2 separate regions of the Homo sapiens genome follow, and region 1 is linked to region 2. A link is a contact called in ENCODE Hi-C data. All regions are on one chromosome and are shown on one strand. The core of a region is the stretch at or near the end of the contact, and the rest is flanking DNA. Distances in the headings are between cores, read along the strand shown.

The links. Hi-C counts contacts between places; a loop is a spot of excess contacts on that map. Pooled maps may share reads with other maps.
Region 1: a loop to region 2 is called in a pooled map, with 2.8 times the contacts of the local background. The contact joins the promoter of LRP3 here to the promoter of GPATCH1 in region 2. A Hi-C loop is called at or near these places in 1 of 50 pooled maps.

Annotation. Positions count from the first base shown.
Region 1 is chr19:33,191,385-33,198,003 of GRCh38, reverse strand. LRP3 (LDL receptor related protein 3) reads right to left here and starts at 3,674. Exons shown (of 7, transcript NM_002333.4): 1 at 3,146-3,674; 2 at 1,227-1,274. The coding sequence starts at 3,218. RefSeq lists an enhancer at 401-460.
Region 2 is chr19:33,077,157-33,083,770 of GRCh38, reverse strand. It overlaps GPATCH1 (G-patch domain containing 1), which reads right to left and starts at 2,590. Exons shown (of 20, transcript NM_018025.3): 1 at 2,505-2,590. The coding sequence starts at 2,577. RefSeq lists a cis regulatory region at 174 and enhancers at 90-259, 230-730, 2,366-2,695.

The sequences.
Region 1 (6,619 bases), core at 2,425-4,924, 110 kb before region 2:
GTGGACCAGGACAGCAGACAGGGCTGGGGCTAGGTCAGCGCTGAGCAAGGCCCGGCCTTGAGCCAGCCCGAAGCATCAGAGGAGGCCGGGCTCCTGAGAGCACAGCTCAGGGCAGAGAGAGAGGGAAAGAGGCCCAAGCCTGCCAGAGGAGCCAGTGAGCACAGCTTCTGTGCACCCTGGGCCTCCCCTTTGACCACAGCAGGGGTCCCGCTGCCTGACAGCTCCGGGTCCTTTCTCCAGCAAGCCGGGCCCTGCACAGAACTAGAAACCCAGGCACCTCCTGCCCCACCGAGCAGAGCAGCAGGCAACGAACAAGTCAGAGGCCCCCATTGTTCTCCCGGGCTGCACCTTGACCTCAGGTTTTGGTTTTGGTTTTACAGACAGGGTCTCGCTCTGTCACCCAGGCTGGAGCACGGTGGAGCCGTCATAGCCCACTACAATCTCAAACTCCTGGGCTCAAGCAATCATCCTGCCTCAGTCTCCCGAGTAGCTAAGACTACAGGCACATGCCACCGTGCCCAGCTAATTTTCAGATTTTTTTTGTAGAGATGGAGTTTCACTATGTTGCTCAGGCTGGTCTCAAACTCCAGGGCTCAAGCATTCTCTTGCCTCAGCCTCCCAAATGCTGGGATCACAGGCGTGAGCCACAGCACCTGGATGTCGAGACTTTCCCACGGAAGCTGTGATGCAGCTTCTAACTTACACCTTTCTTCCACCCCTGCTCCTGCTTGTCCAAATCTAGTAATTCCCAGGTGGCCCTGCATGGCGTGGCATGTCCCCTCCTTTCAAGAAAATTAATAAAGCCTTCTTTCCCTGGCATGGGCCTCTCTGTGTCACCCCTCAGTCATACTCCTATAAATTAAATCCTAGGAAGCTCATGGCCTGCAATGAGGCACAAGATGTCAATTCCACGGGACCCTCGGCAGCTTGCCGGTGGTATAAAGCCACCACGTGCCAGGCACCACACTAAGAGCTTGCCTCACTGGCTCATGGAATACTAAGAGACAGGTTTTGAGTAGACCTTGTTATTTCACCCACTTTACAGATGAGGAAACTGAGGCTCAGACAAGTTGAAGCCTGTCCAAAGCCAAACAGCTCCTTTGTGATGTAGAAAAGATGCACACAGGAACTCGGGGTAGTGCCAGGACCCTGAAGGCCTGTCTTCAGGGACCACTCACCCAAAAGGGACTGAAGGAGTGGAGGAAGGAGAGAAAGTGCTTACTTACCTAAGGCAGGAACCGCACTGCTGAGTCTCCCGGTGAGAAAGATGTTCACTGTGGGAGATACAAAGAAAGGGTCAGGGGTCCCACATACCTGCTGGGGACCAGCAGCAGCCCATGAGGGACACCACAGCTAAACCCAAGGCTGGCCCGCTGGTCCCCTTCCTCTTACAGGGCAAGGCCCAGAGCGCAGCCCAAGACTGCCCATCAAGAGGGTCCCTACCACCTCACCCCCACCTCCCTGCCTCCATGTTCTGTTATCCAGGCTGGAGTGCATAGCTCACTGCAGCTTCAAACTCCCGAGCTCAAGCAATCCTCCCACCTGAGCCTCCCAAGTAGCTGGAACTACAGGTGTGCACCACTATGCCTGGTTATTTTTTTATTTTTTATTTTTGTAGAGATGAGGTCTCACTGTGTTGCTCAGGCTGGTCTTAAACTCCTGGCCTCCAGCAATTCTCTTGCCTTGGTCTCCCAAAGTGCTGGGATTACAGGCACCTGCCACCGCACCCTGGCCTGCTCCTACAACTTTGAAGGGCTTCCCCCTACCAAGGGGCTTTGCTCGCCCAGCAGCAGCAGAGGCAGGAGGGGAGGCAGTTCTGATAATCCCCATTTACAGGGCACGCAGCTAGTGACGGAACCATCCTCTTCCCCCGTGCCAAGCTGACTTTGAGGAGGAAAGCAGAACTCCCCAGCCACCCCTCAAGCACCCACCTCCGTGGGGTTTGGCCCTTACTTTCACCTTCTGCTCTGGCCCGGGGGGTTACGGGCCCAGAGTCGGGGGGTGGGGGGAAACCCAACTTCCCGGGGTTCAGGATGTGTGTCAGATCCCGCCTGGCCAGGAAGCAGGAACCGCTGCCCCCACCCAGGACACCCAGGCCCCCTGGACAGAGCCAGGCCAAAGCTCCTAAGCATGGAGCGCCTGTCCCCCTGCTCTGCTCACCAGGGATGCCAGCACCCAGCAGCTCAGAGCCCAGCACACATGACCCCGCACTGAGGTTGGGGTGGGCGCGCTGGGGTTACACCCTCAATGCTCCCCAATGGCACATTCCCACTGAGCCAGGCTCACACAGCTGGGGCAAGGGCCTGCCAGAGCCTCGGAGCTCCCTGAGGCCTGGGGGTGATTACTTTGTCATTTCAGTGGCTTCAGCAAACCTGTCAGGTTACAGAGCCCTCACTGGTGACATCACAGGGTGTCCCCTAATGACCCCCAGTTCTTATAATGGCCTCCCTCCTTCATCACAGTAAATAAAGGAGCCATGTGGGTTGGGGATTTAACTCCTCCTCTCGCCTACACAGAGCGCTGGAAAGCTGGACAGAAAAACTCCCGGACAGGGCGGGAGCCCCTCCCACCCCATGCCTGGCCTTGACCGGTCCCTGGCCCAACCCAAGCACCCTCCTAAACTGAACAGGCCTGCCTGGGGGCTGAGAGACACAAAGGGAAAACAGGAGTCCCCTGGAAGCCGCCTCCACACTGGCACCCTCCTCCAGCCCTGCCCCGCACCCCGAGTCCCCATCTGCGGCTTACACCAGCCCCCACCCCAACTCCGGGCCGGAAACAGTTTCTTCTTCAGGGGACAGCCGGCCTGGCCTTTGTCCCCAGCTCCCGGGGCCCCCTCGTCTCCAGGCTCAGCGCGGGCGGGCCGGGTTGAAGGCTGCCGCCTGCACGAAGGGCCTCCTGCCAGCGCTCAGCCCGGGCTCCGGGCGCTACTCCGAGCGGGGCGGGAGCCGGGGCTGCGCCACCAGAGTCGCCCTCCCAGGCCCGGGGCCAGGCGGGCAAGCGGTGCTGGCCCCTCTCTGGGTCTCCGCGCGGGAGCCACCGCGGTGGGGGGCTCGGGATGCCGCGGCCGGAGAGGAGGTCGGTCAGGGCGCGGCGCGGACTGCCATGCGGGGGACCCGGACCTGCCCGGCCCGCGCGGCCCACTCACCCAGACAGACGACGGCCAGCTGCGCCCGGGCGCCCGGCGCGCCCTCCAGCCCCGCGGCCGCGCGCTTCTCCATGCCGGGCCCGGCCGCCCGCGGGCGCCGCCTCCTGCCCCGCGGCTCCGGCTCCGGTTCCGGCTGCGGCTCCGGCTCTGGCTCTGGCTGCGGCTCGGGCTCGGGCTCGGGCTAGGGCTCGGGCTCCGGCTGGCGTGGCTGCTGCGGCCCGGGTGCAGGCGGCGGCTCCCGAGGCGTCTTTGTGCGGTGGCGGTGCAGGCCCGTAGGGCGCGCGCGGCCACATCGGCCGCGGCGTCACGGGCCCTGCGGGGGCTCAGCGGCGGCCGCCAGGGAAGACCCCCGCCCGCCGCTGCCCCCGCGCCCCGGGAGCCCCGCCGCGGCCGGCCTGGGCCCGGGGACCCCCGGCGCGCCCATGCCCCGCGGCGCGCAGCCCGCCCGGCCCCGGCGTCCCCGGGCCGCCCCGCGCTGCGCCCAGCCCGCCCGGCCGGGTGCCGCCGGTAGAGCGTCCGTGGGTCTGTCAGTCCTCCCGCCCGGCCCCTCGCCCGCGCCCGGAGCCTGGAGGCCGCGCTGCGCCAGCCACGTGACGCGCCCGCCGAGCCGCAGTGGCGCTGGCTGGGCGGGCGGAGGCGGCTGGGGCGGGCCGGGGGCGCACGCCCCGCCTCGGGGTGCTGGACAGCTCTGCGCACCAGCCCCGCCCCGCCCGCGCCCCCCGCCGCGCTCCCCGCGCTCCAGCCCAGTGCTCCAGGCAGCCGGTGCTCGCCTGGCCTCCTCCCGGGCCCACGAATTGATCCCTCCTGGAGCCGGCTGTGCTGAGGAGGACCGGGGAGCGAGGACTGGGAAAAGGTGGGAGAGAGAGGACGGCTTAGGGACCTCATAGGGGTGGCACAAGGCTAAGGCCTGTCTTCTTCGCAAGGTGTCCCTGTTCCTGCCCCTCCGCTTCTTTCATTTGCCACAGTCCAAGTGCCCTGTCACGTCTCTAAGAGGAACCCCCTGTGCCAAGCAAGACCTGTCAGGGGACATTGGTGAACACACCAGAGGCCTCTGGAGATCTCCCAGGGCCCCCTGAGCCCACCCTGTTACCCACTATCCTCGTGAGGCTGGGGACTTGGGAGGAGGCCTGCTTCTTAGGCTGGGGGTGCCCTCTGGAGAGCTGCCCACCAAGAGGTTGAGTCCAATGAGGCAAGAACCAGGAGAGACAGGGGGAAGGTTTGAGAAGGCCATTTAGGGCCAAGACGGATGTGAAATCAGAGGTCCCCAAAGGCTCCATGGCACAGCGGGCCCACCAACCTGAGCTGAGGCTCCCAACCCTTTTCTAACACCCCCAGACCCTCATTTGATATTCTCCGTTTATGGAGAGAAGGTTGAGAGAAACTGATGGTCCGTTAGTGAAAGCGTAGACAGTCACTCACTCACTCGCACTGTGCAGGTTGATTGGATTTTAATAAAAAATGGGGGGAAGAAAAATCCTTTTAGTTTTTCTGGGTTTTCTTATTCTCTCTCTTCTAATTCCTTTGGTGATTTTTCCAAAGCAGACTTCTTAGGAAATGTATTAAAGGACGTAAAAATCAAATAACAAGATACATTACAGATTGATGGCATAGAGCACTAGCCTATGTGTAATTTGGTTTCAGAATTTCCTCAGACTGCTGACTGCGGATGAGCAGGCATTTATTTACGCATGGCAAAAATGCTCAACAGAGGCAGGGGCAATGGTAGGGTGGATCTGCGGTTTGTTCGTTTGTTGTTGTTGTTGTTGTTGTTGCTGCTGCTGCTGCTGCTTCTTAGTTTTTTTAGAGACAGTCTCACTTTTTCACCCAGGCTAGAGTGCAGAGCTGCAACCATAGCTCACTGTACCCTCAAACTCCTGGGCTCAAGCAATCCTCCCACCTCAGCCTCCCAAGTAGGTGGGATGACAGGTGTGCACCACCATGTCAGGCTAATTTTTTCATTTTTTTGTAGAGACAAGGTCTTGCTCTGTTGCCCAGGCTGGAGTGCAGTGGTGTGATCACGGCTCACTGCAACCTCAAACTCCTGGACTCAAGGGATCCTCTTGCCTCAGCCTCCCAAAGTGCTGGAGTTACAGACAGGACCCACCACACCTGGCCAAAATATGCGGTTTTGTTGAAGATGCTGCCTGCTTCAATGCATGTTTTGCACGTTATGTAAGGAATCTAGGGTCCAGACCAATGACCAATATGGGAATCATGTTGGAGCCTGAAGCAAAAGAAAAATGTGAGCCCCTAGACACACTTATCAAAATATCCTCCCATATTTTGAACCAAGTGGAAAGGCTAAGAAAAGCTCTACAATCACATGACTATATCTAAATCTCCATGCTCCCCAATCTATGCACATCCCATTGTGAACCCTCATAAACCCATAAGGCAAGAAACGGCCAAGGTACCCAGGAACCTTGGGCTGATTGGAAACAACTGTCCCCATTGCACACACACAAAAAATTTGCATTAAAGTTGATTTATCTTCATTATTGAGTTTTTTGGCACTTCCTTCAATTCTGTGCCCAAGGTGAGTGCCTCACTGCCCTATCCTACTCCCGGCCCATATTGAGACCCCGGCCCATAACTGACACCCCATTTCCCGTTTGTCTCATGATGGTCTAGTGCCCCCTAGAGGTTGCTGTGCCAGGCAAGACCCTTGCTGGGGGTCCCCAATGCAGCTCTGGCCCAGTCCTCTCCCCCACCGCCCTCTCACCACATCTGGAAAGGTTCCTGGTATTCCTGTCTCTGCTTCAACACTCTTCCACGCTAGCTGCAATCGCCTGGGTCTCTCCACCTCTGAAACCTTTTCGTAAACCTCCCTCATTGACTCAAGCTATATCCAGAACGTGTCTATTCATCACAACCCAAAAGCTTCTAACCATTGGAGAATTCAGTACTGGGAAGGAGATGGTGGGCATGGACCCAGAATATGGGAACTGACTGGCTGGGGCAGGTGAGGGAGCAGTGGTGGGGCAGAGGGCTCAGACATGAGAGCAGGGGCTTCCTGGCAAGAAGCTGGCCTTCCCAGTTAGGAGGAAGCAAAGCTGCTGTCACAGTCACTGTGGGCCAGTGACGCCTTCAGGAATCTGCTGCAGGAGTGAGGAGCCACAGGACATGCAGAGAGGAGACGGAAGGGACACAGAGGCATCCCATGTAAGTCCCCACTCCATCCCATACGAGAGGGCCACCACCATTGCCCACTCATCAGCCACATACCCCGAGCCCTCGTGGGACACAGAAGAAACCAATGACACAGGAGAGTCCCACATCCTCCCCCAACATTCACCCACAGGCAGATGCAAACTCAAGCGCTCTCTTATCCAGTTGCTTACCAGACACTAATGAAGAGGACTCTGTGTTGAATGGTCAGTGTCTTTCCTGATTTCAAATAACTAGAACCAGCCAGGCACAGTGGCTTACACTTGTAATCCCAGCACTTTGGGAGGCCGAGGTGGGCAGATCACT
Region 2 (6,614 bases), core at 1,341-3,840:
AAAGAATGTTTTTAGTCCAGAAAAACAAAGTCTACAAATCCATGTCCTTTCCTTCCACTTCAAAAGCAAGGTTGGGGGCCACATGCAATGGCTCACGCCTGTAATTCCAACACTTTGGGAGGTGAAGGCAGATGGATTGCTTGACCTAAGGACTTCAAGACCAGCCTGGCCAATATGGCGAAACCCTGTCTCTACTAAAAATACAAAAATTAGCCAGGCGTAGTGGAATGTACCTATAATCCCAGCTACTTGAGAGGCTGAGGCAGGAGAATCGCTTGAACCTGGAAGGCGGAGGTTGCAGTGAGCCGAGATCGCGCCACTGCACTCCAGCCTGGACAACAGAGCGTGACTCTGTCACAGAAAAAAAAAAAAAACAAAAACATGGTTGGGGCCAGGCGTAGAGAGTCACGCCTATAATTCCAACACTTTAAGAAGCTGAGCTGGGAAGACTACTTGAGGCCAGGAGTTCAAGACCAGCCTGAGCAACATAGAAGGATCCCATCTCTATTTTTTTTTTTTTTTTTTTTGAGACAGAGTCTCGCTCTGTCGCCCAGGCTGGAGTGCAGTGGCGCCATCTTGGCTCACTGCAAGCTCTGCCTCCCAGTCTCACGCCATTCTCCCGCCTCAGCCTCCCGAGTAGCTGGGACTACATGAGCCCCCCCCCACCACGCCCAGCTAATTTTTTTTTGTATTTTTAGTAGAGACGGGGTTTCACCGTGTTAGCCAGGATGGTTAGGATCTTCTGAATTCGCGATCTGCCCGCCTCGGCCTCCCAAAGTGCTGGGATTACAGGCGTGAGCCACCACGCCCGGCCTCATCTCTATTTTTAAAATAAAAAATGTTGGGCACTGTGGCTCATGCATGCAATCCAGCACTTTGGGAAGCCAAGGTGAGAGCATCGCTTGAGGTCAGGAGTTTGAAACCAGCATGGTCAACACAGCAAGACCCTGTCTCTATAAAAAAAGAACTTGGGATAGTGAGTGTAGAACAGAGATGTCTTAAGAAAATGCAACAGCTGACTTCAAACACATAAAAAGCATTCGGAAGACTAGCCTTTCTCAGCCTTTTGTTTCGTTTGTTTGTTTGTTTGTTACAGACAGAGTCTCACTACAATGCCCAGGCTGGTCTCAAACTCCTGACCTCAAGCAATCCTCCCACCTCAGCCTCCCAGAGTGCTGGGATTACAGGTGTGAACCACTGTGCCTGGCCCCTTTCTCAACCTTTTGTAAGCCGAGGGTAGAAGAAGGGCCAGTATCCAGCAGAAGTTTCCACCAGAACTGTTTGTAGGAAATAAAGGGGGCATAAGTGGAGATATCCCAGAAGTACAATCAACCTGGCAGGATGTGGTCAGGGTGAAAAAAGGGAGGGGACCCCCACCAACAGGAGGTCTGCAAATAAATTGTGGCCCAATGATTCCACCATTCTTCCTCTGCCTTCCCTACAGGGCTAGCACAGCCAACAGCCCTTACTGGACACTCAATACATAACTTGCTGAACAAGTCAAGTCGTTAAGTGGAACAGACCAGAAACACAGGAGAGAACCTTGATTCATCTTGCCCCTCACCCCCACATTCCACCAGCAAGTATGGTCAGCTCTGCTTTCAAAATATATCTCCACCCAGACCACTACACACCACCACCACTGCTGTCCCATCCATGCCACCATCATCTCCTGACCTCTTTTTGCTAATCTCCCTGCTTCACTCTTACCCATCCCCAACCAGTGTATTCTCAACATCAAAGATAGAATAACATTAAAAATTGGCCGAGCACAGTGGCTCAAGCCTGTAATCCCTGCACTTTGGGAGGCAGAAGCGAGAGGATCACTTGAAGTCAGGAGTTCAAGACCAGCCTGGGAAACAGAGCAAAACCCTGTCTCTAAAAATCATATATATATCCCTCCCTGTGTAATTTCCCATGACCCTAACCCTAACCCTAATCCTGCACTTAGTACAAGATCCAAACTCTTTACCCTACCAAGTAAGATCCAGCCCCTGTCAGCCCCTCTGACATTCTTTTCTACCTGTCTCCCCCGCTGTCATCTGCTGCAACCATACCCGTCCTGCCTGCCCCTCAATTTCCTAAACTGGCTCCCACTTCAGGGCCTTTGCCACTTTATGTTCCTTCTGCCTGAAATGCTTTCCCTCCAGATTTGCTCATGGTTGTTTTCTTCCTCGGTTTCAAGTCTGAGCTCAAACGTCCTCTCTCGGGGAAGACACTGCCTGAGCACCCCCCGCTCTCACACTAGCTATTCCGTCATTTTCTTGTTTCTATCTCGCCGCCCCCTTGTTCGGCCACGCTTGTGTCTCCCGTCCCTGTAAACCTCTCTCTGTCGCTGCAGAAGGTGAGCACCCCGAGAGCGCGGCTAACGCCTCCCTCGTCGCCGTGTTCCCAGCGCTGGGAACGATCTAACAATGGTCCAGCACCGACTTGTGCTTTTGTGGCCCGAATCCTGGGCCCTTGGCCTGTTTTCCACAGGCTCCGCCGGCCCACGCGGCCCGCACCTTCTTCCAGAGGCTCCAGCCCGGTCCCATAGCTGACCAGATCTTCTTCGCTGTCACTGTCCCGCGCCGCCATCCTGCTCTTCCGGGCCCCGCCCCCTCGCTACGGCGGCCTTGGCAGGCCAAACGCCTTTCCTCTTTCTCCTCCGCGAACCCCGGTGATGCTGGAAGGCTGGGTCCGCGGGCGGGGGAAGGTGTCCTAGCGGCCCGAGCCTGCGCTCCGGATTCTCAGGCCCATCCTGTGGTAGGCCGTCCCAGGCAGGAGTTGCCTCGGAGGATTTGGCAGCCACGACATCCCATCCTAGCCCCGCGATGTGCGGGTGAGGAGGAGACTCCTGGCATAAGCTGGAAGCCACCCAACTGTTCCCTGCGAGGCGACACCGATGCCTGCCCAGCCCCCTACCCCCGTCCCTCGCGCCAGCCCCCTGCCTTGGCAGCAGTCACTGCCCAGCCCCGTCCACTCCCACCGCCCACCCAGCCACCTCCAGGGAAATGGCTGAGCTCCCAGATTTCATGCTCGCCCCGTGGGGCTTCGCTTTATTTTTATTATTATTATTTTTTACTTTTATTTTGGGTTCAGGGGTACATGTGCAAGTTTGTTATATAGGTAAATTGCATGTCGCAAGGGATTTGGGTTACAGATTATTTCCTCCCCAGGTAATAAGCATAGTACCCAATAGGTAGTTTTTCCGATCCTCACCCTCCTCGTACCTTCCACCCTCAAGTAGGTCCACCCTCAAGTAGGCCCTGGTGTTATTCCCTTTTTTTTTTTTTTTTTTTTTGAGACAGAGTCTCGCTCTGTCGCCCAGGCTGGAGTGCAGTGGCCGCGATCTCAGCTCACTGCAACCTCCGCCTCCCAGATTCAAGTGATTCTCCTGCCTCAGCCTCCTGATAGCTGGGATTATAAGCGTCCACCCCACCACGCCCTGCTAAATTTTTGTTTGTTTGGTTGGTTGGTTGTTGTGGTGGTTTTTTTTTTTTTTTTCTTGAGACAGAGTTTCACTCTTGTTGCCCAGGCTGGAGTGCAATGGCACGATCTCGGCTCACCTCAACCTCCGCCTCCCGGGTTCAAGCGATTCTCCTGCCTCAGCCTCCCTAGTAGGTGGGATTACAGGCATGCACCACTATGTCTGGCTAATTTTGTAATTTTTTTTTTAGTAGAGACGGGGTTTGTCCATGTTGGTCAGGCTGGTCTCGAACTCCCCACCTCAGGCGATCCATCCACCTTGGCCTCCCAAAGTGCTGGGATTACAGATGTGAGCCACCGCACCCGGCCATTTTTTTTTTTTTTTTTTTTTTTTTTTGTATTTTTAGTAGAGACTGGGTTTCACCATGTTGGCCAGGCTGGTCTTGAACTCCTGACCTCAAGTGATCCACCCGCCTCGGCCTCCCAAAATGCTGGTATTACAGGCGTGAGCCACTGCGCCTGGCACCTGTCATTCCCTTCTTTATGTCCATGTGTGCTCAATGTTTAGCTCCCACTTATACGTGAGAACATGCAGTATTTGGTTTTCTGTTCCTGCATTAGTTTGTTTAGGATAATGGCCTCCAGCTGCATCTATGTTGCTGCAAAGGACATGGTCTTGTTGTTTCTTTTTTTTTTTTTTTTTGAGACGGAGTTCGCTCTGTCCCCCAGGCACGCCATTCTCTTGCCTCAGCCTCCCGAGTAGCTGGCACTACAGGCGCCTGCCACCACACCCAGCTAATTTTTTGTATTTTTAGTAGAGGCGGGGTTTCACCGTGTTAACCAGGATGGTCTCGATCTCCTGACCTCGTGATCCGCCCATCTTAGCCTCCCAAAGTGCTGGGATTACAGGCATGAGCCACCACGCCTGGCCAGTCTTGTTCTTTTTTTATGGCTGTGTAGTGTTCCATGGTGTATGTGGACCATATTTTCTTTATCCAGTCCACCATTTGTGGGCATGTAGGTTGGTTCCATGTCTCTGCTATTGTGAGTAGTGCCTCAATGAATATATGCATGCATTTGTCTTTATGGTAGAACAACTTATATTCCTTTGGGTATATACCCAGTAATGGGATTGCTGGGTCTAATGGTAGTTCTGTTTTAAGTTCTTCAGGAAATCTCCCAACTGCTTTCCAGTTGTAATTGTAATTTAATTGTAATTTTCTTTTTTTTTTTTTTTTTTAGTTTATTTTCTTTGTCTAGACAGAGTCTCACTCTGTTGCCCAAGCTGGAGTGCAATGGTGCGATCTCGTCTCACTGCAACCTCCAACTCCTGGGTTCAAGCGATTCTCCTGCCTCAGCCTCCTGAGTAGCTGGGACTACAGGCGTGCGCCACCACACCTGGCTAATTTTTGTATTTTTTTAGTAGAGACGGGGTTTCGCAATGTTGGCAAGGCTGGTCTCAAACTTCTCACCTCAGGTGATCCACCCACCTCAGCCTCCCAAAGTGCTGGGATTATAGGCATGAGCCACCTTGCTCATAGATCCTCTATAGACAGAGGATCTCTGTCTATAGAGACCCTGTCTCTAAGGGGAAAAAAAAAATAAAAAAGATATGAAGCAATTAGCCAGGTTTAGTGACAGTACTTGGGAGGGTGAAACAGGAGGATCACTTGAGCCCAGGAATCAGAGGCCAGCCTGAGCAACATAGCAAGACCCTGTCTCTAACAACAGCAACAAAAAGATATGGGATAATTCATTAACAGCAATACGTAATCAGAAAAACCTATAACCTGTGACAATACTATGAGTATTTTAAACTCCCCATGAGTTATCTGCAACATATGTTGATAAATGAGTTGTGGAATTAAATAATTCAAACTTAAAGCTGTTGGAACTTTATTGTTGATATTATTATTTTTTAGAGGCAGGGTTGGTGTGCAGTGATGCAATCATAGCTCACTGCAGCCTCAAACTACTGGGCTGAGGCAATCCTCCAGCCTCAACATCCCTGGTACTGGGACTACAGGCACCAGCCACCACGCCCAGCTGCTGTTGGAATTGTAAATGATCCTGAAACTTGAGAGGAATGTGGTTATGCAGCATGAATCACATGGCGAGCAGCTGTACCTTCTGCCCCTTTTACCCTAGAAATAACTAAGACCAAACAGGGCAGAGATAAGACTTCCTCAGACGGGTACACCCCTCACAGAGTAATAAAGCAATCTTCCTTGGAAGGTAGCATCCTATAGCTAGTCAAGTCACTGTAAGGATTGTATGTCTCTGCCTATATAAGTGAAACCGTAACTTCTCCACTTTGGAATGCTTTTTTTGTGTGTTTTTGCTTTCGTTTTTGAGACAATATCTCATTTTGACACCCAGGCTGGAGTGCAGTGGCAGGATCATGGCTCACTGCAGCCTTCCTCTCACCTCAGCCTCCCAAGTAGCTGGGACTACTAGTTGACAACGCTCAACTAATTATTTTATTTTTTGTAGAGACCAGGTCTCACTGTGTTGCTAAGGCTGGTCTCAAACTCCTGGGCTCAAGTGATCCTCCCACCTCAGCCTCCCACAGTGTTGGGATTATAGGCGTGAGCCATCGTGCCTGGGCTCCCCTTTGGAATGTTGACCCTATACATTTGGAATTGGTGTTTCTGGGTGGCTATCCTCAAGCTTTGGAATGTTTGAGGATAAATAAACATAGTAAACTATACTTAATCAGGGTGGGTGCAGTGGCGCACGCCTGTAATCCCAGCACTTTGGGAGGCCGAGGCAAGTGGATCATCTGAGATCAGGAGTTTGAGACCAGCCTGGCCAACACGGTGAGACCCTGTCTCTACCAAATGTACAAAAATTGGCCAGGTGTGGTGCCTCATGCCTGTAGTCCCAGCTACTTGGGAGGCTGAGGCATGAGAATCAGTTGAACCTGAGAGATAGAATTTGCAGTGAGTCAAGATTGTGCCACTGCACTCCAGTCTGGGCGACAAAGACTCTGTCTCAAAAAAAAAAAAAAAAAAAGAAAGTAAAGAAAGTTGGGCGAAGTGGCTCAAGTCCATAATCCCAGCACTTTGGGAGGCCATGTAAGGAGGATCACTTGAGCCCAGGAGTTCAAGACCAGCCTGGGTAACATGCCAAAACTACCTCTACAAAAAATACAAAGATTAGCCAGGCATAGTGGTGCGTGTCTGTAGTCCCAGCTACTCCAGAGG